Linked DNA regions of Homo sapiens: region 2 is linked to region 1. The links are chromatin loops, found by intact Hi-C in ENCODE. Cell type or tissue: natural killer cell. All regions are shown on one strand. Links, peaks and the distances in the headings refer to the core of each region. The heading gives the core; the rest is flanking DNA.

What was found. Hi-C counts contacts between places; a loop is a spot of excess contacts. Peaks named below come from ENCODE experiments on the same cell type or tissue, not always from the same donor. Only the 100,000 strongest peaks of a DNase experiment are listed, where the experiment ranks them.
Region 2: a loop joins it to region 1, with 26 times the contacts of the local background. A loop is called at or near these places in 3 of 110 quality-filtered maps.

What each region holds. Positions count from the first base shown.
Region 1 is chr17:73,990,854-74,003,392 of GRCh38, forward strand. No RefSeq gene overlaps it. Among named protein-coding and RNA genes, the nearest start is that of LINC02074, 120 kb to the right of the region's middle. In natural killer cell, for the core only: CTCF peaks have their summits at 7,957 (motif pointing left) and 8,157 (motif pointing right); a DNase peak (open chromatin) is centred at 7,958.
Region 2 is chr17:73,816,098-73,828,636 of GRCh38, forward strand. It overlaps LINC00469 (long intergenic non-protein coding RNA 469), which reads right to left and starts at 12,440. Exons shown (of 4, transcript NR_027146.1): 1 at 12,351-12,440; 2 at 7,591-7,728. RefSeq lists enhancers at 4,023-4,644, 4,836-5,412, 11,777-12,286. In natural killer cell, for the core only: a CTCF peak has its summit at 5,155 (motif pointing right); DNase peaks (open chromatin) are centred at 6,504 and 7,764; H3K27ac peaks cover 842 bases.

The sequences.
Region 1 (12,539 bases), core at 2,982-10,981:
CCCCACCTGCCCCCTGGGCACCTCCTATAGCCTGGTCACCACCACACATGCTTCAGAATTAGCCACCAGCAGGATGGCGAGGCCCCAGGAACCATCCCTTGAAGGAGGGCAACCTGCTGCTCTGGAAGGTTCTCAGAGACCCCAGAAGAGGCTGCCCAAGGCCTGGGAAGGACCCCAAATTACACAGATCTAATGTTAGTGGCCTAAGCAGGGTATGAAGATATGGACTGTATTCTGGCATCTCTTAATATTAATAGTTGCCAGCAGGGGCCCTGGGACCAGGGGAGCAACAGGGGTGGGAGGTGGGAGCGCACCCCACCCCACCCCACATCTGACTCATTGAGATGCTGCACAGTGGCCAAGGGACAACGTTCTGACCTTATTCCCCCAACAGGTGGGCCCAGTGCCAACCACAAGGGACTTGGGTGGACAAGTGCCCAACTCTCTTCGCTGGCCCCTCCGAGACCACCTTCTTCCAACACTCCTGGCAGGAAGTGGTGGACTCACTTTAGAACCCGGAGGACTCAGAGGTGCCCTAGGAATCTGACTTGCAAATCAACTGTGGAGTGTTTACCAGGCCACGCCCTGCCGTCAGGACTGCATTCTCAACAGTGAAATTGGGCCATTACCCTCCCTTGATCTTGTGCTATTTGTCTGTAATGGGTGTGGGGCTCCTCCTCCCAGCAGCTGGGTCTCTCCCCTGCAGCTGGCCACAGGAGTGGCAGAGACCCTGGTGGAGTGACTGCAGCTTTGCAGGGGGCTAACTTTACTCCAGCCCCTGGGTACTGAGCTCTGGGCTTCCAGATGCCCCCAAAGATGAGCAGAGGCTATGGACACACATCAGACATCACCCAAGATGTGCACCCTCTCATTTCTGGGGGGTTGCAGGAACAGGAACCCCAAACAATGTGACTTGCCTTTGCCTCACCCCATCCCAGGGTCAGCTGTCTTAGTGTCATTATTCCCTTCCAGAAAAGACATGAATATTCCTCTTAGCCTCTGCAGGCACTAAATAATAATAATAATAGTAATAATAATAATGATAACACAAAATAAAGAGCATTTAGGCTGGGTGTGGTGGCTCATGCCTGTAATCCCGGCACTTTGGAAGGCTGAGGTGGGGGTACCGCTTGAGCCCAGGAGGTTGAGGCTGCAATGGGCGATGACTGAACCACTAAACTCCAGCCTGGGCAGCAAAGCGAGACCCTGTCTCTCACACACACACACAAAAAACATTTAATATGGTTTTTATTTTCAAGCTATAAAGTTAATACATAGTGATTGTAGAATACCTGAAGCATGCGTAGTAGTATAAGGAACAATACTAAAATCGGCTTATCCACTGCTAGAGGTAAATACTGTTAACGTTTTGGTGTATTCTCCTTGAGACTTTTCGTGTGCGCATGTGTGTGTGTGTGCGTGTGTGTACGCGCACGAACATCTATGTGTCTACATTATAAAGCACAGTTAGGATTATACTATATGCACTTTTGAGTCCTTCTCTTTTTAATTAACATGATATTATGAGCCTTTTCTCACCCAACAGAACAGCCTGTAAGGGCCCCCTTGCCTTTTCCACTTGCGTTTTAGCCCTTCAGAGGGCAAGGTTCCGGCTGTCCACACCCCTGGCCAGGAGAAGGCCAACCCAGGAAGGAAAGAAAGACAACGGCATGCATTAACCCGGAGTCAACCGTTTATAAAGTCAAACATTTAAAAGGCAAAGAGATTCACAGTTAATCAAATAGTCGATTTGTCAGAGGGTCGAAGAAGATAATGGCTTCAATTTTAAGTTCCAACAAACGCAGCTACCTCCTGTGTCCTATTCAGTCATCCCACCTCTCTCAGAACTAGGACATCCTACAGTTTTGGCCATCACGGCCCCCGGCCAGCCTGCTCGCCCCTCCACGACAGGCCCTTTCACCCTCCACCCTGTTGATTCCTTCATCAGCATTCCCCACCGCACTTTCCAGAGCTTATGCCAAGAGAGCTTTCCTTTGGGAGTTTGGTGAAATGGGGACATGAAGCCTGCCTGGGGAGGGGTGTGTGTGTGTGTGTGTGTGCGCGTGTGTTTGTGTGTGTAGGGTATAGGTGAGCAGGGCTAAGAGACCGATGTAAAAGGAACAGCCCAAGGTCAAGGGCTGGGGGCCAGCAGGAAGCTTCCGTGGCACAGTCATGAATTCTAAATAAATGAAGCCCTCTAAGCATTTTTGTTCTTCTTTTCATCAGTTCTCAACCAGGGGTGACATTGTCCCCCAGACGACATTTGGCAATGTCTGGAGACATTTTTGGTTGTCACAACTGGGGGGTGGATGCTACTGGCATCTGGTGGGTACAGGCCAGGGATGCTGCTCTGGGATGCAGCATCCTACCGTTCACAGGTTGCCCCCTGCCCCCACCACAGAGAATGGGTGGGCCCCAGGTGTCAGGAGTGCTGAGAATGAGGGACCCAGCATTCTCTTCTCTTCTTTGGTCTTTCTTGCCTGCTTGTAACATGCACTTAGACCCTTCCAGATCCACAGGTGCAGATTGTCATGAATCCCAAAGACTAGTATGGGGTGACTCAGTCTACCCCACTGAGGTCAAGAAAAATAAGTGGATGGAACCCGGGAGGGATGAGAACACAGGGTGTGGGTGCAGCTGTGAAAATTTCGTGCTCATGATTTCACACACTCTCTTAATGTTCTTAAGAGCCTTTGGGGAGTAACCTTGGGACCCGCAAACACTTTGCCCCCTTCTCAGGTTCGGCAAGGCAGGGTTTGCCTGTAAAGTAGTAGGACAGTGTCTGGGGAGCAAGCTGCACTTTGACAATTGTGTGAGCTGAAAAGAGGAGGAGACAGAGACATCCTGGGGACAGAGGTGGCAGGGTACCGTCTTTGAAAGTTAAGGAGGTGTTTTCTCTTTGGAGCTCTGTCCACCACCCCAGACTCTTGAGACAAGTCATAGTTACAAAATGGCCACTTAGCATTTGTGGCCATCTCTTGGATGGATGTTGGGTTGACTTGAGGGTGTTCTGAGATGCTGTCCTGGTGGATCCACAGGTATGAAGCCCACCTCTCTGCATGGAGTACCACGGCCACCCATTGTCAATTGTCCAAGGTGGCAGTGTGACCTCAGACTGGACGTTGGAATACAGAGATGAGCCTCTGGCCTTCACCTCTTGGACCTTCCCTGGTTTGGACTCCTGATGGCAGGTTTGGACTCCTGATGGCAGATGCCAAGGTGATGTCACTACCTGGATCATGCTGGGAGGAAGATGGAAGAGGGCCCAAGAGCTTCAGAGAGCAAACCGTCGGCTGCAAGCTGGGTCACCTGGCTCCGGCAGCCATTTTTCTTTCCTTTGGGTTCCCCTGACACTGAGTACTGTTTTGACAAAATGTTCAGCAACCAAGTGTCCATGCATGACCTAGAGGGTTCAGGAGGGACAGCCAGCCTGAAGACTTTACCAATAGACCCAGCATGGAAGGAGGCTCTCAGAGGCTGGAGGGGAAGGAAGCCTGACTTCTCTCTGGACACACCATGCCTCCTCTATTGCCAGAGCATGAAGGGAAATGGTGGATCCTCTCCTAGTAATACTTGAAGTCTTTGTTATTTGGGATCATTTGATTTTTGACTCTTAAAAATAGTCCATAGGCCGGGTGCGGTGGCTCACGCCTGTAATCCCAGAATTTTGGGAGGCCGAGGTGGGTGTATCATGAGGTCAGGAGATCGAGACCATCCTGGCTAACACGGTGAAACCCCGTCTCTACTAAAAATACAGCAAATTAGCTGGGCATAGCAGCAGTCACCTGTAGTCCCAGCTACTCAGGAGGCTGAGGCAGGAGAATGGCATGACCCCAGGAGGCGGAGCTTGCAGTGAGCTGAGATTGTGCCACTGCACTCCAGCCTGGGCGACAGAGCGAGACTCCATCTCAAAAAAAATAATAATAAAAATAAAAAAAAATAAGAGTCCATGAGGACTGAAAATGGTAATGAGGTTACAGTGAAAGTGAGATTCCAGGACAGGCTAAAAAATCAAGAGAAAGAGACTGGAGGAGAAACCTCACCTCCTTTGTGGCTTTTCAGAAATGGCCTTTGGAAGCAGCAGCAACTCCGAGAATGAACTTGCTGGCCCCACCCAGCGATGGAGAGAACATCCCTTTCAGAGCAGAGATGCAGGATGGAATAGGTGAAGAGAGAAATACAGATTCCCTGAATATCCGTGTCCTCCCTCTTTTTTCAAGGACTCCAGTATCTCCTGGAAGCTCCTAGAAAAAGTCTGGCATTCATGTGAACTTAATCAGCAGAGACTCATTTACATAATAAGCATTCTGTGAACACTTACCATATACAAAGCACTGTGTCCCACAGCTAGCATAAGGCCTGGCATACAGTAAGTATTTAATATTTGTTTAGGATTTTTTTCTTTTTTTAGATGGAGTCTCGCTCTGTAGCCCAGACTGGAGTACAGTGGCACGATCTCAGCTCACTACAACCTCTGCCTCCTGGGTTCAAGTGATTCTCCTGCCTCAGCCTCCCTAGTAGCTGGGATTATAGGTATGCGCCACCACGCCTGGCTAATTTTTATATTTTTAGTAGAGACGGGGTTTCGTCATGTTGGCCAGGCTGGTCTCAAACTCCTGACCTCAGGTGATCCGCCCGCCTCAGCCTCCCAAAGTGCTGGGATGAGCCACCGCACCTGGCGTGTTTGGGAGATCTAAGGGTGACTGAGAGACTATCCCTGCAGCCAAGGATTTTATAAGCCAGACGTGCCGGGGAGTAATTCAAGGTGGAATGAAATAAGTACATTTCCTGGTGTTTCTTTGGTCTCAGCTGCTCATCTGGAAGTGAAGCAGAGCTCCCTGGGGACCAGAGAGTATAGAAAATTTCTTTCTTGAGTGGACCCTAAGAATGAATGGGGAGATTTCCCCAGAATAAACCAGCTCACCCTTCCTTTTCCCCTTCCGCGGAGCTGAGTCTAGGGAGCAACAGCAGCGCCATCTTTCTTTTTCGGAGGCAGAAGCTGTGCACTCTTATCAGCAGTGGGACAGACTTGGGCTTTGGACCCAACAGATCTGGAGACCACCCACTAGATGAGGGAAGCTTGGGTACTGAGCCTTGGTTCCCTCTTCTGTAAAGGGAGCTAATTTTGTCTTCCTGCAGGGGGTGGATGTGAGAATTGTGAACGCAAAGTGGTGGGCACACTGCAATGGGTGTTCAGCCATCTGAGTCTTTGTCCTGTGACGAGTGTGCACATAATAGCATCGCGCGTGTTAAAGCTCTCTGAGCACAGGGCCTTTGTATCACTGATTTCCCCGCATCGCCTTAGTGTACAGTGCAACGTTCGCCCATGGTAGGTGCTAAATAAATGTTGTTGTTGTTGTTTTGTTGTTGTTGTTGTTGTTTAGACAGAGTCTTGCTCTGTCGCCCAGGCTGGAGTGTAGCGGCGCGATCTCGACTCACTGCAACCTCCGCCTCTCGGGTTCAAGCAATTCTCCTGCCTCAGCCTCCCAAGTAGCTGGGACTACAGACACCCACCACCATGCTCGGCTAATTTTTTGGTATTTTTAGTAGAGACGAGGTTTCACCATGTTGGCCAGGCTGGTTTTGAACCCCTGACCTCGTGATCCACCCGCCTCAGCCTCCCAAGTAGCTGTGATTACAGGCACCCACCACCACACCTGGCTAATTTTTGTATTTTTAGGAGAGGTGAGGTTTCACCATGTTGGCCAGGCTGGTCTTGAACTCCTGACCTCATGATCCACCCACCTCAGCCTCCCAAAGTGCTGGGATTATAGGCGTGAGCCATCACGCCTGGCCATAAATGTCTTTCAATGGGATATTTAAAAACATATGCATGTTGTTATGATATATATCTTCAAAAACAAAAATCGGGACATGTCTGACTAGGACAAGGACACCCAAGGCAGGCACAGATGAAGCACTTTAAGTAAGGCCAGTCCTCAGACGTCTGGCTCCAAGATGAACACTGACAAGGCCGTGCGTCTGGCTCGCCCCTCACTCCCAGCAGCCCTATTTTTCAGGGGGAGAAGGATGAGGCCCAGAGAGAAATTAAGATGACTTGAGCCAGGTCACAAGAAATATGATATTCCAAGAATTACTACTTCCCAGCTTCATCCTTCAATATCTCTCTTTCTCTTCATTTTGAAAAGCATAAGTTTAGGTAGGAGAAAATCTACCTAAGAGGCAAGAAAATTTCCCATGATGTTCAGCTTGTTCAGGTGACACACCAGGAGATGGGGTGAGGGCAGAGGGGTGATTTTGTCTCCAAAGCAGGGGTCAGCAAATGTTTTCTGTAAAGGACCAGATGGTAAATTGTACAGGCTCTGCAGGCCCACCATCTTTGTCACAGCTTCTCAGCTGTGCTGTGGTAATGCCAAAGCAGCCCTCAACAATATGTACATGAATGAGCGTGGCTGTGTTCCAATAAAACTTTATTTATGGACACTGAAATATGAATTTGATATCATTTTCACATGTCATAGAATAATACTCTTTTGATGGCTTTTCAACCATTTGAAAAAGTAAAAAAAAAAATTATTCTTATCACGCAGGCTATAAAAACAAGATGGCGAGCTGGCTTTGGCTGGTGGGCTGTGTTTGCTGACCCTGGCTCCAAGCACCTGTGAGATGGTCACTGGATGGCATGCATCCACTTACTCCACATTCTCATCTTCCTCTTGGAAAAACCTTCTGGCCATGGGGAGATGCCTGTTCCCTCAGACAAAAGGCTTAGAGGTACAAACAAGGCACTGCTTTCTCTACGAGGCTTCTAGATCGCCTGCCACCCGAGAATGTGAATACTCACATTTTTAGCTTCTAATGGGGGTGGACAGCCAGAAATCAAACTAGAAATGTGTGTTCTAAGCCATCTAACCCCCAGATTCCAGCATTTGGCTCCTCCAGCTTGAGCTAAGAAGTTGCATGAAAGCAGCCAGGCATGGTGGCTCACGCCTGTAATCCCAGCACTTTGGGAGGCTGAGGCGGGTGGATCACCTGAGCTCAGGAGTTCGAGACAAGCCTGGTCAACATGGCAAAACCCCATCTCTACTAAAAATACAAAAATTAGCCAGGTGTGGTGATGGTCACCTGTAATCCCAGCTACTCAGGAGACTGAGGCAGAGGAATCACTTGAACCTGGGAGGCGAAAGTTGCAGTGAGCTGAGATCATGCCACTGAACTCCAGCCTGGGTGATAGAGTAAGACTCTGTCTCAAAAAACAAAACAAAACAAAAAAAAAAGAAGTGAGAAAACAAATAATCCATGCCTCGACTCTCTTTGCAGAGAGTCCAGGACACTGGATGTTGGAGGCCTCACTGCTAGACATAGTCACAGAGTGCCTGGTGCACTGCTTAGAATTTGTCCTTTGTAAATTTAACTTGAGGAAGCACAGAAAGTTTGCCCTTCATATTGTGGCATAAATAATCGAGGAGCAGGTACCCCAGGAATGAAGACAGAGGAAGTTCTCAGTCCATAGTGGAGTGCACAAGAATGATAGGGAAGCCCAAGGTTTGTAAAAACCATAAATATCTCAACGGTATGCAAGGGCAGCCTGGAGAGCATCATTATCTGCTCCCCTGACTGTTTTAATATGCTGGGTAGAGAAGCCTGATAAATCACCGGAGGCTGCAGGGCTTGGAGAAGATTTGGCTGGAGCTAAAAGAAGGCAGCCCATGGGGAGGACAACTTTAGAATAACCTGAAAATACACAGACACGTGCCTGCAGACAGACACTTTCATTCATTCATCCAATATTTATTTCCTGCTTATGTTGTTCCAAGCACTGGACTAGATGCAGAGAGAATCAAGTTGAAGAAGACTCAGCTCCTGCCCACACGGAGCCTGGGAGCAGGGGAAGGCTGGAAGATACCGATTGGAAAGGTATCTCAGGAGCATGAATTATTGCCAGGGCACGGGTGATCCAGGGGTGCACCCCGCAGAGCACCTGCCCCCTTGTGGAAGCCCAGCTACCTGCAGCCTGAGCGCTGAGAACCTGACCAGCACCTGCAGAGACTGCAGAATGATCCTCAGTGGGTCCTCCTGAGCCGTCCTGCCTCCACCTCAAGCCCCTAGCAGAGAGGATCCCGGCCAGCCCTGAGCCAGTACAATGAAGGAGACAGCTGAACTTAATCTACCGAGGCTCTACTCCTCTTCCTGCTTGGAAAATCTCCATCCAGCCCGCTCAGCAGAGGGAACTGCCCCAGGAAGAGAAGAGCGGTGGGCTGAGGGGCCGGGTGGAGAGAGTACAGAGGGAGGAAGCTAAGTAAACACCCAGCCTCTGTGCTCCCCCGTGCTGCCTCCGCCTGGTCAGCACCCTGTCGCTGGCATTGATGGTTTCATTTTTCTGGAGAGAAAAAGAACAAACGCGGAAGATAATTGTAGTGGAACGGCCGATAAGTAACGTTTGGTCTCCTTTTTACAACCATTCCCTAGGGCCATATTATGATAATTTTTCTTCTATAACTGGCAAATTGTATAACGAGTCAGATGATAAACCAGCAAGCAAGGCAGAAATTTGCATTTTAATACAACTGCTGGTATCACTCCCCCCACCCCCCATCCCGGGGAGATCAGGGCCTCTCTGATCCTAGGTCACCTGGCACCCTGCCCTCCTGTTCCCTTCTCTGAGTGAGTGAGTCTGGAGCACTCAATAAATGTAGCATTTTCAATGAAAGCATAATATCTGTTTTCTCCAGATATTATGTAGCATAGAGATTACGATTCAGGGCCCTGGAATCTGCCAGCTGAGCCCTACCCCAGCTCCGACACTGACTGAATGGCTATTCTTAGTCAGGATCCTGAACTATGCCTCAGTTTCCTTTTCTGCAAAACGAGCATCATTCTACTCTCTACACTAGGGGTTTTTCTGTGGATGCCTGGTGTGCAGCAAATGCTCAATAAATATTATTAGTAATCGTGTCATGATGGTCTGTGTGGAAAAAACTTAAGCTGCTTTTCCTCTCTCCTCCTATCACAATCAACACAGAAGATTTCTGTGCCCAGACATGTGGGCTTTTTCCCCACATGCCAAGCAAGTCATCAATTCCGCAGGGAACATCAGCTAGGTATCCTCCCACCCCAATTCAATCCCAACACCATCTACCTGGAAATAGCATCAGATCACAGGTTGGGGGCTCGGTCCCACAAGAGTGACCCCCACATTTCCAGTGCCCATCACAAGCCCCAGTTTGTTTCACCTGGGCTTCTGACCTGCTGGCTGTAAACTTGGCTTCCCACAATCCTCTTCTAGGGTTCGATTAATCTGCTAGAGCAGCTCACAGAACTCAGGGAAACACCACATTCACCGCTATATTCTAAAGGACAGATGAAGGATAGAGATGAAGAGATGCACAGGTGAAGGTATGGGGGAAGGAGTGTGGAGTTTCCATACCTTCCTCCTGAAACCTCCATATGCTCAGCTATCCAGAAGCTCCCCAAACTCTGTCCTCTTTGGCCCTCTATGGAGACTTCATTGGATAGGCATGATTGACAACCATATAGACAACCATATGTGACTAAACAAAAAGGGTTTGATCTTAATACTAACAGACTGAGGGGGAAAACCCAGCCAGGCCTGTCTGTTCAGATTCTTCTTGGCCTCTCTGTGCAGCCTTCCTTCCTCCAGGGTATAGGGCAGGACCTCTTCTGAAATGGGGGCCCCTATTGACTTATAATCAGACAAGGAAGGTCAGAGAATTTCTTTATGGCTGGCCCCAAGACAGAAAGCTGGGGAAGACTGGAGTCCTGCCTTGGCCAGGTAAAAGGAGGGCAGGAGAAGTTCAGAGAGAGAGATTCTGTTTTTCGAGGCCTGCTTTTGAGGCCTAAAGCCCCCCAACAGTATAATAAGGACCATGGGAGTCATGAGCCAGGAACCATGGACAAAAACCAACATAGCATAGATGATATTCTAATATCACAGGTGGTGATGATGATGATGGGTCCAGGTCCATAGGGCAGTGGTTCCCAGTCAAGGCCGTGTTATCAAGCCAGCCTCTGTCCCTCACCTGTGCTCTTGTACACACCCCCCCACCACCACCTTCAGGGCCTTAGCACTGCCTTTATATTCAGAGCCTGGGAGTCCTGGAAAGTTCAGAGCACACAAGGTTAAGGGTACACAAAAAGCCAGGTCATGGGTTATGGAAGATCACACAGATGTGTACACATCACCACCAGCCAGCCCCCAGGGCCCAGAACTGTTCTGGTCACCCCCTGGGCAAGTCCAGTTTTAGAAATTCTAGAATCTTCCAGATAAACGAAGTGGTAGAAAGAGCACTGGCCTTGGAGTCACAGGCTTGACCTTGAAGCCCTGCACCATCACTTCTGTCTGCTCAGCTTTGGAAAAGTGAGTCCATTTCCCATCTATACAAGGAGTAACAACATCTATGCTTCTGAGGACTGAAAGGGTTAACAGAAGCCCACGCCTGGCACGCAACACCAGTTAAATCCACCAATTAGCTGACTCGGAAAGAAAGGCGCTAACAACCTTGGCCAACTTTTCGGTATGGTGGTTACATTTGGCAGGGACTGCCCATCCTTTCATGCCCAAGAGAAGCTAAGTGGTATCCAGAAAATCCTGCCAAAAACAAGTCTTGATTATTATTTTAGCTCCAGGAGTGAAGACTTTGGGGACTTGGCATGCCCTATTGTTTGAATTTATAGACATGGGCCCCTCCAATAACCAGCCAGAGGGAGGAAAAGGTTGCTATCACAATGGATTTTTTGGAGAGTTGTTTTTAGAATTTCCTACAACCCCTTGAGACCATCAGAAGTTCCAAACCAGGGCTGGGAATTAAGTTTGTTTCTGCAGTGTGATGAGGCTTCTGTCCACCTCACTAGGGTATAGGGGGTAGGAGCTGCTTTTTCTACACAAAATGAACCACAGACCATGATGAGGACTTTGGTGGTGGTGCCACAACTGAGATCATTCATTCATTCAACAAACATGTATTGACTTCAGTTTATGTTCCAAGCCTGATCTAAGTGATTAGGATATATAAGAAAACAAAACAGACAATACTTCCCACCTTCATGGGGCTTACTGTGTTCTAGTGTGGAGACACACACACACACACACACACACACACACAAGAAGTAGGTGAATTGTATGTTGGAAGGCAGAGTGCTAGGATAAAATAGAGCAGAATGAGGAAGCACACTGAATATTCTTTTTCTTTTTTTTTTTTGTTATTTTTAAGAAATGGAATCTTTCTCTGTTGCCCAGGCTGGAGTGCAGTGGCATGATCACAGCTCACTGCAGCTCACTAGGCTCAAGCAACCCTCCCACCTCAGCCTCCTGGGTAGCTGGGATCACAGGCTCAGGAATGAGGAACCAAACCTGGCTTGAATTTTCAGGAGGGAGTGTGGATAGAGTGGATTGTTGTCCCCAGTTTTCCACACCCTCCTGGTAACAGAATCTAATATCCTGGCTCTTGGTGGGTGACTTAGCAGTGCCCCTCCCACCCAGAGGAGTTGTAATACCTTTTCCGCCCCATGATGCTGGGCTTCGCCGTGTGATTTGCTTGGGCCAACGGGATGTCAACTGCTCTGATGCATCAGAGGCTTCATGTGTGCTTGTGAGCCTTAGTTTGGCCTCCTGTGCCTCTGTCATTGCTATGTGAAGAGCATGCCCAGGTGCATGAAGCCTGCAGTCAGCCTGGCTCAGCCCCACCCAGCCTGCTCAGCCCAATCGCAGCCAATCTGTCAACCACTAACATGAAATAAAATATGACTTAAGACTTCTGTACTGGTTTTCTATTGATACCATAACAAATTACCACAAACCTAGCCACTTAAAACAACACAAATCTATGATCCCAACAGCTCTGTGAGTCAGAAGTCCAGTTTGGCTCCAGGCTTCAGAAGGACAAAATCAAGGTGTCTGCTGGTTGGGCTTTTACTGGGAGGCTGTGGGAAGAATTTTCTTTCAAGCTCATTCAGATCATTGGCTAAATTCAGTTCTTTGTGGATGCAGAACTAAGATTCTCATTTTTTTACTTGCTGATGGCTGGGAGCTGCTCTCAGCATCCAGAGGCCTCTCTCTCTGGTTCTGACATCTCAGAGGCAGCAATGGCACATTGAAGCCTTCTCATACTTGGAATCTCTCCTTTCTTCTGCTTTTCCATCTGCTATCAAGGGCTTGTTTGATTACACAGGGTCCACCTAGATAGCCCGAGTGTATTGTCCATTCTCACGCTGCTATAAGAACATAACTGAGACTGAGTAATTTATAAAGGAAAGAGGTTTAATGGGCTCACAGTTCCACATGGCTGGGGAGGCCTCACAATCATGGCAGAAGGCGAAGGAGGAGCAAAGGTTTGTCTTACATGGTGGCGGGCAAGAGGGCATGTGCAGGGGAACTGTCCTTTATAAAACCATCAGATCTCATGAGACTTACTCACTATCACGAGAACAGCATGGGAAAAACCCATCCCCATGATTCAATTACCCACTGCCAGGTCCCTCCCATGACATGTGGGGGTTATGTTAACCTTGCTCAGACATTAGTGTTTGACAAAAAGGATGGGAATGTTGGAAACATTTTT
Region 2 (12,539 bases), core at 1,850-9,849, 180 kb before region 1:
ACCTCGTGATCTGCCCACCTCGGCCTCCCAAAGTGCTGGGATTACAGGCGTGAGCCACCTTGCCCGGCCGCATTTTCTTTTCTTTTTTAGGGATGGGGTCTCACTATGTTGCCCAGGCTGGAGTGCAGTGGCTATTCACAAGAACGAAAATACATATGTTTTCTGATACAGACTCCCCTCTTTATAAGGGTCGAATGAATCAGAGAATAGCTTTAATATCAACACATAAAAGTAACATTCAAGAAGTACATTTTAATAGGACAATGAATATTTTCATCAATCATTATAGCACATTCAATCCAGAGAAGGCAACCAGAATGGAGAGGGGCTCAGTTTGGAGAATTGTTGGAAACCAGGGTATTTAACCCAGAACAGAACAAAAGGCAGGGCCTGCTGCTTCTTGTTCCTATGCAGAGAGTTACTGGGTTATCTCATTCCACACGGCTTCACAGGCAGAATTATTCCCTAACTGGCAAGAGGATAAAGTCCTAACTCCTTATCATGGAGTCCAAACTATATCTACTTTCCAGAGTCCTTTCTAACCTCGTCTCTGCATTCTGAAGGATGCCAGCATCAATGAAAAACAGCATCAGGCCAGACACAGTGGCTCACGCTTATAATCCCAAACCTTTGGGGAACTGAGGCAGGAACATCACTTGAGCCTAGGAGTTTAAGACCAGCCTGGGCAACACGAGGGCAACATACAGACCCAGCCTCTACAAAAAAATTTTACAGATCAGCTGGGCATGGTGGCATAGCACCTGTGGTCCCAACTACTCAGGAGGCCGAGGTGGGAGAGTTACTTGAGCCTGGGAGGTTGAGGCAAGGATCGCACCACTGCATTCCAGCCTGGGTGACAGAGTGAGACCATGTCTCGAACAAAAAAACAAAAAAACAAAGAGGAAAAAAAAGTACCAGATACTTTTTAAACGGCACTTGTTAAAAATCAGGGGCTGGGGTCACCTTTAAGAACACGGCCTAGTACAGATGGAAGCCAAGCTGAAGACAATCAAGTTTCTTGGCACAGTCTTGGCAAGGCCCTTGTGCCATGCACTTCATAGTTCCTTTTTTTTTAAAGCAATTCCCCTGCCTCAGCCTCCCGGGTACCTGCAATTACAGGCATGCACCACCACACCTGGCTAACTTTTTATATTTTTGGTAGAGACAGGGTTTCACCATGTTGGCCAGGCTGGTCTCAAACTCCTGACCTCAAGTGATCTGCCCACCTCGGCCTCCCAAAGTGCTGGGATTATAGGTGTGAGCCACTGTGCCCGGCCAGGAATTCATAGTTCAAACTAGGCACAACCAAAGAGGGGCACCAGGGGAGAGGAGGAGAGGGCCCAGGTTTGTCATCTTTCCTGAGATGCCCCTAATATCTAACGTTGTGCTTGGTATTCATATTTGTTGAGTGGGCAAATGAATGCATGCATGCGAGAGACCACAGAACACCGTGGCCTCTCATTGCACTCGTGGGCCTTCCTGCCGGAGGCTAGATTCAAACAGTCTGGGCAAATGGGCCCAAGTGTTGACAGTGGGCCTACACAGTGGTTAAATGCAGCCAGAAGACATTGTGGCAAGAACATAAGTTAGAAGGTTTCAGTCCTTGCTGCGCCCTACATGTGCAACTGTGGACAAATTGATCATCCTCACTAAGCTCGTGTTTTTTTCAGCTCGAAAGTGAGAATAATAATAATGTTTAGCGATTTGGGCTGAAGGAGGAATAAATGAGATTCCACATACCGGTACCTAGTTAGTCTTCCACATGGTAAGATGCTTAAGAAAACTTACTTCCTCTTTACCCAAATGGTTGTAATAATTTTATTCTGTTATGTTCCCCAAATATGAGTTAATGGCCACATGTTTTGGAAGGCAGAGAGAATGTCTCAGTTGCACAATGTCCATTATAACTAAAAACTCAGTAAAGGTTCTACTTTCTGATGACGAGGATTTTTGAGGTTTCTCTGGTCCTTGTGGTTGCCTTAGATATCTGTCTTTCTTAATCTAAACACACAGGGCAGAGCTTTCTCCAAGAGAGACCCATGTGTCCGCTACATCAGGATCACCTGAATATCAGAACGAAGCTGCTTTGCTTGCCATTCAGATGGTCCTCAGAGCCACTCCAGACCCACCAAGTCAGAGTTCCTGGGAGTGGAGCCTGGAAATCTGAACTTGAACTACCACCCTCAACTGATTCCTGTGCACACTAAATTTGGGGTTGAAAAATGTTTTCAACTGGAGCAAGAGTGTGCTTCCTCACCACCAGCCTAAAAGTGTACACAGACCCCACAGCCATGCACCTCCCCTAAGGCCCCAGAATCAAAGGTCACCTATAACGCTCCATTTCTGAACAGTGGGAAGAATCAAATAAGAGGGCCCATCCTCCAAACACAGAACTACCGAAAGGCTGTTGTATCTTTTTGAGGCCACTCCTATCACATATCACCCCTCAATCGATCCTCTTCTCCCTTGGGCCTACCTCCCCTTAACTTTTGTAGCCTCCATTTCCCCACTTGCTGAAAGGTGATAAACACCAGGTTTTGATCTATGGTTAACCTTCTTGTCCAAAGTCTCGAACAAGCACATTCTGCATGGTTGTTGACCACTCCACTTGCCAGGTAACAGGTGCTCCTGAAAAGCTAGTCTCCTTCCCTCCTCATAACACTGCAGTGAGGGTGGGATGGGGTGATGCTGGTAGATTCTTGCCATTCAATTATGGCATTTGACTAAGGGGACTGTTAAAAATGCAAAACCTGCTAGGTGCAGAGTCTCATGCCTGTAATCCTAGTATTATGGGATCTTTAGGGTATTGCTTTTCTGGCCAGAAACGTCTGTGGCCGGTGGTGCCTTTGCCTGAGTTCTTGTCCCGTGTCCAGAAAGAAAGAGGTACACAGATGAGTGGAAGGTGAGCAAGATGAAGAGGAGATTTATTGCGTGTTACAACAGCTCAGAGGAGACCCGCAGTGGGTAGCTCCTCTCTGTCAGCAGGGTGTCCCATTGAGTGTTCGGCTCTCAGCAGAGAGGAGGCCCTGGAGAGGGTAGCTCCTCTCTGCAACTGGTTGTCCTGATGTCTGCAGCTCTCAGTAGAGAGGGTAGCTCCTCTCTGCAGCTGGTCATCCCATTGTCTCTCTGTCCTCTGGCTCCTCTGGCTGAGCCCAGGGCTTGTTTGGGCCTCAGAGGGGGGAAGTGTGTGTGGATTGGTCCATGGGCAGCCATGGGCAGGCCCAGGAGAAAGCACTGTAATTCCCCTTCTGCTCTGTAGGACTGGCAGCCTGGCCCCCAGGCTTCAGGCCTGCTCTGTCCTGAAGGTAGGGCTTCACTGGGGACCCACCCCTTTCCACCCAGAAGTCTGTCTGCCTCCCTCGGCCATCCATGGTGCCCAGGCTATTGGCACCAAGGGGCACCTGCAGGCCAGCACCCAGCCACCTTCAGCCCCCCTTCAACTTCCCCCACCCCACGCTCCTTGGTGCCCAAAGTTTGGAGGGGGCTGACGCAGCAGGGGGCTGGCATGTCAGCACCACCCCAAGCCTGTGTATACCTGGCCGGGCTGTGACAACACCCAGGCTTGGCCCCAAACCCTGCTCCAAGATCAGAGCAGGAGCCTGGAGTGGGGAGAGCCGGGCAGTGGGAGCAGGAACCTCCAAGCCTGCAAGGGCAAGGGGGGCCTTCCCAGGCTCCCCAAGAGTGCAGGGATGCCTGGGTCTGCAACCCTGGTTTGTGTGACTGCAGCTGTGCTCAGGGCCATGGGGCTCCTGCCTGCTCCATGGAGTTCGAGGCCCAGATCCACAGCTATGACTTGGGCAGCTACAGCCCTGCCCAGGGAGGTGGGACTCCTGCCTACTCCCGGCTCCCAAGAGCACAGGGGTGCCTGAGTTACAGCTGTGGCTTGGGTGGCTGCAGTTTGCACCTTGGGAGCTCCTGCCCCACCAACTTGGAAGGGGCAGGGATCCCACTTGTCCCCAGCTCCCACCAGCTCTGTGGAGCATGGCACTGGGCTGTGACCCCTTGCAGCCTGGGCTGGGGGCTCCAGGTCCTCACTGGGTCTGGGTCATCATCCGGGCAGGAGTGACATTGCTGCGAACGCCCGCTGTGGCCCTGACGCTCGGGGGCAGCCGGGAGCTCTCCCTCCCCCAGCACACAACCCGGCCTGGCCCCATCGCAGAGGTCCCAGGGTGGCGGGCTGCTGGGCAGGGCTGTTTGCCTCCTCCCTGTGTCCTCCCTGCAGCGGCCAGTGTGATGGCAGCTAGTAGCTGCACCAGATGGCCTGCTACTGCCATCACTAAGAATTTGGGAGGCCGAAGAGGGCAAATCACTTGAGCCCAGGAGTTCAAGACCAGCCTGGGCAACATGATGAAACCCCATCTGTACAAAAATATACAAAAAATTAGGTGGGCATGGTGGCACACAGCTGTAGTCACAGCTACTTGGGAGCTCGCCTGAGCTTAGGAGGTTGAGGCTGCAGTGAGCCGTGACTGCACCACTGCACTCCAGCCTGGGTGATAGAGCAAGGCTCTTGCTAAAAACAAAAATGATAAAACAACAATTGCAAAACCCAGGCTACCATAGACGTACTGATTCAGAATCTGAATCTAACAAGGTGCCCAGGTGACCTCTTAGTATGTGAGAGTCTGAGAAAGCGTGGCTTGCTGCCCAACTAACAGCTCTTTCTGCCCACTCCCTCGCTGACAGCTTGTAAAACAAGTGCTATTTCAGGAAGGAATAACCCGCTTAGGTCTTTAGGGACTCTGGAAGGAGTTGTAAGGTGAGACTATAATCAAGGAAAGTTCTAAGAATTATGGGCTTCAACCACATAGAGACAGGTTTAACCTCATCACGGCGGGTGCCTTGGACAGCCTTCCTCCACTGCCTCTTAACACAGTTCGTACTTTTGAAGACCCAGGGATGCTGGAGCTCACCAGCATTACACCCACTCATTTTGATATTAGGGTTGTGGTGAGTCATCAAATCAGCCGGAACCAATTAAGACTGAACCGTTAAGATCCCTGCTGGCATCACCGCACATGGTCCTGGAAACAGAGGGACTGATCCAGTGAAACCCCACGTGGGGCAGCAGCCCATTGATGGGACACAGGATGTTTCCACAATGCTCCTTAAGTCAGCAGGGTACCCCCATTAACATATGGCCGCTTCCAATGCCCAGCCTGCAGGTGGCGGCCATTCTATTTCCATTTACACCGCAGCAGCGTCCTAACTGCTGCTTTGCTGAATTAGCCCTGCAGGGCTCAAAGGAAGCGCTTCGCAGAGCTCCCGTTCAGATTAACGTGTAAAATTTAATTACGGAGGCCTGGGCTATCGCAAGGTTTAAAGCCATTTACTAAGCCTGGGAGCTACAGAGTCCTCCCTGAGACTCCTGTGTCTAGGGAGGCCCAAGCAGCCCTTTGATCATTAAGGGCTGAGAATATCTCAGCTTGCATATTAGGGTCAGGAAATTATCTTTCCACTTTCCCTACTAAATGGACAAAGTATTCATCTTGGGGCGAAAGAGCAATTCTGAAACTCCAAGAGAAAGCAAGGACTTCCAGAAGCCATTGGTCCAGGTCCCCATCTCTAAGTGGCTTGATAGCTAAATCCAATAACCAGATAAAAATAAAAAGTACAAGGGAGGCAAAGTCCCTGTCCCCTAGGAACTCAAAGATGAATAGAGCAATAGTCACAAGACACATAGATAAGTAAATGCAGTACAGTGAGTGAGTCAATAGAATAAGAAGATTCACTCAGCCCTTGGGAATATTCCAGGAAGGCTTCCCAGAGGAGGTGGCTCATCCTCAGGGTTTTGAAGAATAAAAAGGAGTTATTTTTACAAATAAAGGAGTGAGTGGCTGTGGGGAAGGACATTTCAGGCAGAAGAGTTCTGCTAGCTCTAGAATTTATAGGAGCAAAACTTCTTCAGTCCAGCGTACGTGTCTGGAAGATTCTCTGCTGCTCAGCTCTATATGGAGTTGGACAACTGGTCGGCATCTGTTCCCTAAAAACTTTAGATTGTCACCTCCTCAAGGGCATAGCTATGCCTCCTAGATTCCCAGCAGTATCAGAAGGAGACGCTGAGCTCGTAAGAGAATTTTAGTGCAGTGCTGGAGCCCTTAACACCCAATTCCCAGGCCCCCACCCTGCATGAACCAACTCTTGTCCAGGTTTCAAACTTGGACACACAATTCCCTTAATGCACAATTCTCAGGCCCCTCCCCTGCATGAGCCAACCCTTGCCCAGGTTTCAAACTTCAATTCCTTTTACCTATAGCGAAGTATGATTTTTTTCTCCATCACTTTATACCAAATAGAATGAAGAAAGTGAGGCAGGATGAGTGGATTTACGGCCTCAAATGAATTTCAAGATGAATAAGAACAGTCGCAATTAAAATCAAATTTCTGAGACAGGATTTGATCTCTTTCAAGGAGAGAGCGGGCCTGGCCTTGCCCACAGCCACAGATGCCCCTTAATGGGGTTTGAGATGCTAGGATGTGGGACTCGGGAGGAAACACCTGGGGAACGCCGCACCTTTGAAGCTCATTTTGTCAAGGTTCTTTCACGGCGGTATCACCGGAGACCAAATACCATTTTTAATTACTCACGAAAGCACGAGATGGTTGCCTCTTCTCAGGCACACTCCTCGCTCTTCACTTCAATCCTTTTTTTTTCTTTCTTTGAGACGGAGTCACTCTGTCGTCCAGGCTGGAGTGCAGTCGCGCCATCCCGGCTCACTGCAACCTCCGCCTCCCAGGTTCAAGTGATTCTCCTGCCTCAGCCTCCCAAGTAGCTGGGATTATAGGCACGCGCCACCACGCGCTGCTAATTTTGTATTTTTGATGGAGACGGGGTTTCACTATCTTAGCCAGGCTTGTCTCGAACTCCCGATCTCAGGTGATCTGCCTGCCTCAGCCTCCCAAAGTGCTGGGATTACAGGTGTGAGCCACTGCGCCTGGCTCTTCACTTCAGTCTTATCTTCAGGCTGTCTCTGTCTCCTTGGCTGGGGGAAAGACGCCAGTCAGCTATTTTTTCTGTGGCCCAGGTGAGGATAAATGAGGGCTCCAGGGGGTCAGGGATTTGCTCAGAGTTGGTTAGAAAAAAGCTTAATAGCTGCTGATACTGAGCACCTGCCAGGGGCTTGACACACTTTTTCTTTCATCTCGTGACTCCCGAGGTAGGTATGGTTAGTTTTATTTTGTGGGTGAGAAAACAGGCTCAGAAAGGTTATGAAACTGGCTCAGGGTCACATAGCGGGTGGCTGAAATTTAAATCTGGGTCTTCTGACCCAAAGCCTGGTGGTTTCCCATCTGCCCTCTTGATGCAGGAGTCCAAAGAGGAGGCCAGGGGGCATGCTCAGAAGCTGCGAAGGGGAGCTAGACCTGCCTCCATCAAGGAGTCCAGGTGTCTGGGATCCACCTGTCTACCTCCCTCCCAACCTTATGGAATATTCCTCAGAGTCTCCCCCTACCCAAATTTGGTAGGGTTTCTCTTCGTTCAGAAGCTCTGGCCTTCTTCTTCAGCTATTTCCTTATTTTGGTGGTGTCTGAGTGAACCCAGGACAAGACCTGCCAAGGAATTTTCTATGTCAGTCTGAAAGAAAAGCTCACCTCCTCCATCGCTTGCAGCAGGGGTTCCAGCTGGAGTCTGCAAAGCCAGGGCGATTCTCCCTTCCCCATAAGGGACATCTGGATATGTCTGGACACATTTCTGATTGTCACATCTGGGAGGGTGGGTGCTGATGACGTCTGGTGGGTAAATGCCAGGAGTGGTGTTAAACATCCGGCAAGGCCCGGGACAGCCCCCGCCACAAAGAATAATTCAGCTCAAAGTGTCACCACTGCTGTGGTTGAGAAACCTGCTGTGAAAAATGCCAGGAGGGAGGAGAAAGGAGCCCCTTAACTTCAGTGCCTTATGTCCATGGGACACTGACACCCCCAGGCAGAAGCAGCCACTTCACTTGGCAGGGCGGCACAAAATGAAAATGTTGCAATTCTTGTGAAAAATGATTTAAAATTTCAAGACAGCAACAGCAGACCATTAAACAAGGGCCTGTGGGACTGGCCAGGACACCCACCTAGGAAGCTGGAAAGAGCTCTCTGCTGGTCCCTGGGATCCCCTGGGTGCCCTGTCCTCAGCTCTCAGGCTTGTAGTCACACGACTCCTCCAAAGAGTTCAGGCCAGAACACTGAGACGGCAGTGCCTGCTGAGAATCTGAAGTGGCAGACTCACCTTTCCTTTATGGAGGAAAAAATCTCACTTTTGACTGTCAGGGAATGAAGGGACAGGACTCAGAGGACTGTCTAGGAGGTCCTGAGTCCTCCCCCGTCCTACTGCTTCTTGGGAGGGTCAATATGCCACGAGGGTTTTCAAGCACAAAGTAATTAAGAGGAGGAGCAGAAAGCTTCCAGTCTCCAAGCTGGTAGCCCCCAGGGCTGAATCTGTGGTTTTCTGTTTGCTGTGACACTTCATCTGTAGAGGGCCGCTCTGGGAAAGAGCGGTGCATACTGGGCTCCATCTGAGGAACAGATCCTGGAAATGACCTTCTCTCCTTGTCTCTCCCTGTCTCTCCCACACCCCCTCAATAAGCAGCCTCCTGCCATTTATTTCAATGATATTGCTTTTGTTTTGTTTCATTTTTCTTAAGCATTTTATTTTTATTTTTATTTTTGAGAGGGAGTCTTCCTCCGTCACCCAGGCTGGAGTGCAGTGGCATGATTTTGGCTCACTGCAACTCTGCCTCCCAGGTTCAAGCGATTCTCCTGCCTCAGCCTCTGGAGCAGCTGAGATTACAGGCACACACCACCACACCTGGATAATTTTTGTATTTTAGTAGAGACCCGTTTTTGTCATGTTGGCCAGGCTGGTCTCGAACTCCTGGCTTTAAGTGATCTGCCCGCCTCGGCCTCCCAAAGTGCTGGGATTACAGGCGTGAGCCACTGTGCCCAGCCTTGAGCATTTTACAGTTAGATTGTTCTTCAGGGTTGAGGGTGTTTTTGCAAACCATCTCACATGCCTTTGAGAAGATCGGAGGGAGGGCTGCAGGGGTGTGAGTGGTAGCCCAGGTGGACAGGAGCAGCCACGAGGGGCCCACCGTGAATCAGATCGTCTGTGGAACAGGAGAGAAGGGCCCTGCCACCTGCTCAGGCAGCCCCCACAGCAGATAGTTGTAGATTTCCAGAGCTTCAGCTTCCCTTTCAAGAGTGGAGGGGAAAAAAAGCAAGAGGAAGGCCTGGGGGCTAGGGCAACCCACCCACCAGACAATGATCACAGACCAGCCACCATCAGCCACAAATTCTGCAGCTCAGGTCTAATAGTAATCACTGGTGCTGTAAACATTTAAGCACCTACTGCCTTCTGGTACGCATATGGGCATCAGCATGGTAAGTAGCGAAGAGCATGGATGGACCCTTGAACCAGACTCCAGCTTGAATTCCAACTGCCACTTAATGGCTGTATAACCTTAATCTCTCTGTGACTTAGTTTCCTTGTGTATAAAGTGTGGGACCTACCTCATCGGGGTCACTATCCATAGCTTAATTTTTATAAAGTGCTTAGGAAAGTATTTGACACGTGGTAAGCACTAATATAAAGAGGTGTAAAGAAAAATCATGCCTATAATCCTAGCACTTTGGGAGGCTGAGGTGGGTGGATCACTTGAGGTCAGGAGTTCAAAATCAGCCTGGCCAACATGAAGAAACCCCGTCTCTACTAAAAATAGAAAAAAATTAGCTGGGCGTGATGGTGCACACCTGTAATCCCTGCTACTCAGGAGGCTGAGGCAGGAGAATTGCTTAAACCCGGGAGGCAGAGGTTGCAGTGAGCTATCGCACCACTGCACTCCAGCCTGGGCAACAGAGCGAGACTCTGACTCAAAAGAAAGACAAAAATTAAATTACCAGATTTAATCCCCATGGTAACCCTAAGAGGTAGGGACTGTTATCGTCCACATTAATAGACAGGACACTTGGAACACAGAGAGGCTGAGACCCAGGTCCAGAGTCACACAGCTCGTCTGAGGCAGAGCCTGGATTCAAATCCAAGCAGTCTGGCTTTCTGTAGGACTGTGTCCTCTCTCCAAGGGGAGGATGGAGCTTGACCACCTGTGTTCAGGTCCTGGCTTACCCATCAATTAGCTTGGGCTCCAATATCCTCCTCTGAAGTCAAGGAGGTTCCCCAGATGTCGTGGATGACTCCCATGAGTGGCTCTTAGAGGCCAGGAGGCCTGGGTGTCTAGTCAGTGTCCTGGCCTCAGTCCTGGCCTCTGGGACAAGGGAATTGTGGATAGGGGAGCAGCTGTCCCTGAGCAGGGTGGATGGATGTGGCAGTTTCCAGCCCAGCTCACTGCACCCGCTGTCAGCCGTTATTGAAACACATAGCCAGGGCTGGGTAACAAGACGGCCACAGAAATGATCTGAAGTGGATTTAATCATTGCCCTGGTCCCTGCCAACTCTTGTCCACTTAGGGGTTTTGCCTGTCTCGCTCGGACTTGACAGTCTGGACACTCAAGGTGATGAGCTGCCCAGAGCACCCAAGACCCAGACTCCACCCAGGACTGTCCTCTCCTGGACCACCTGCCTGAAACTTCCATCCTGACCCTTCTCCACCTTCTCAATGGGACCTGGGGTGAGAGCCCAAGCTGGGAGCGCCGGCCTGGCATTGTGTAGTTTAGACAAGTCCTTGAAGCAGGGCAGGTGGGGGAATGGGGAGGAGTCGGGGGCTCAGGCCCCCATGTTCCTCCCCAGCACAGCCTCACCTGCTCTGCCTCAGAGTGACTCAGGACAAAATCCCCAGGTGGCTCTGATGGTACTTGAAGTGACAGAGGGAAGGAGGAATCTGGAATGGAGACCCCAGCCCCAGGCCCTTGAGCTCAACCCAGCACCAGCCCCCAGACCTGTTCACTCTTTGGCCTTCCAGGGCCAGCCCCAGGCTGGGCTGTCACTGATGTGGGTGAGCAGGAGTGGTCCCCGTTCCTCACAGGGGCTTCTCTCTATGCACACCTCACATCATCCCCCGACCTCCAGGCATAAACCAGCCTTGCAGCCCTGACTCCAGACCTGTCCAGAGAAAGTGCCACCTGCCTGGGGAGCTGATGCAGATGAGAGGGAAGGAGAGAGAGACAGTGTCCCCTGCACCATGCCCTGAACTTCCCAAGGGACCTTCATCAAGCTCCCCTGGGGGCTGTATTGTTAAAATGCACAGATTCTTGGACCTCGACTCTGGACTTCCAGAAGCGAAATCTCTGCGGGGGTGGAGGAATTGGGCACTGATTCTAATGAAGTCCCCAGGGCAATCTCACCTGCTTTAGAGCAGAGGTTGGTACCCTGGCTGCACATCAGAGTCTCATGGGAAATCTAAACACATCCGTTCCAGGGCCTCACCCCCAGACCAAGCAGACCAGTGTCAGGGCTGGACATCAGGCATTCGTATTTTGTAAAAAATGATTAAAATGTGCACCCAGGGTTGAGAACTGCTTCAGAATTTGCAGACCTCCAGCTGGGTCTGACCCAGGAAAACAGGAAACAAGAGAGATGGTGTCAGCTGGGGCCCTTCACTGGTGGGGCCAGGTGGGTGGGGGGAACATCCCCACGATCCAGGCGACCCCCACCGCTGGCCAGGCAACCTCATGGCTGAAGGCGAGGAGGGACGCAGGCACGAGGGCCTTGGCGTAAGGAAGCTGGCTCTGCAGTCAGGCCCTGCCCTGGGGCTGTTCAGATGCCCAGGAGGGCAGGTTTATGCGAATGAAGCAATTACAGAACCATTTAAAAGAGTGAGGGAACTTGGTCCAGAAATGCCTGTGGAGCTTTCAAAAGGGGTGAGTGACCTCATCCAGCCAAGAAAGGGTCTGGGAGAGAAGCTGGAGGCCGAGGTCTTCAGTCTAGGCTAGGGGAGGGGAGAGAACGTTTAAGAGGGTGGCAGGCATTCCTGTCCCAAGTCACCAACTGGGTAGCGCTCTTGTTTGTCTTATGCAAGAGTGTTTAGATAAGAACAGGCTTTTGCATTTCAAAAAGGAGCCTGTTCTTCCTCGCCTTGCTTCTTCCTGTGCTGAGTAAACGGAAGGCACACCCTTGTTTCCCTCCCTATTCACAGCTCCTCTGTCCGCCACAAAGACAACCTCCTCCCCTTCTGCCCTCGTCTTCTGCCTGTGGACATTCAAGGGACCCCGCTCCTCCTTCATCCTTTCTCTCCTGCACGAATGAATCGTTTCCCGTGAATCTGCTCTTTGAAAAACCCCTTCCTAACTTCCATCTCTCTTCCTCTGCTCTCTTTGATGCCATCGCTTCTTAAAAGGGAGGCCTAGACTCACTGCTGTCTCACTTTTGTACGTTTATTTTCATCATGGTAAAATATACATAGCATAATATTTACCATTTGAGCCCTTTTAAGGTGTACAATTCAGTGGCATTTACATTCAAAACATTGTGCAACCATCCTGATGATCTATTTCCAGAGCTTTTTTTTTTTTTTTTAAATCATCCCAAACAAATTCTGGAACTGTGAGATAATAATGTCCCATTCTTTTCTCCTCCCAGTTCCTGGTAACCTCCATTCTTTCTG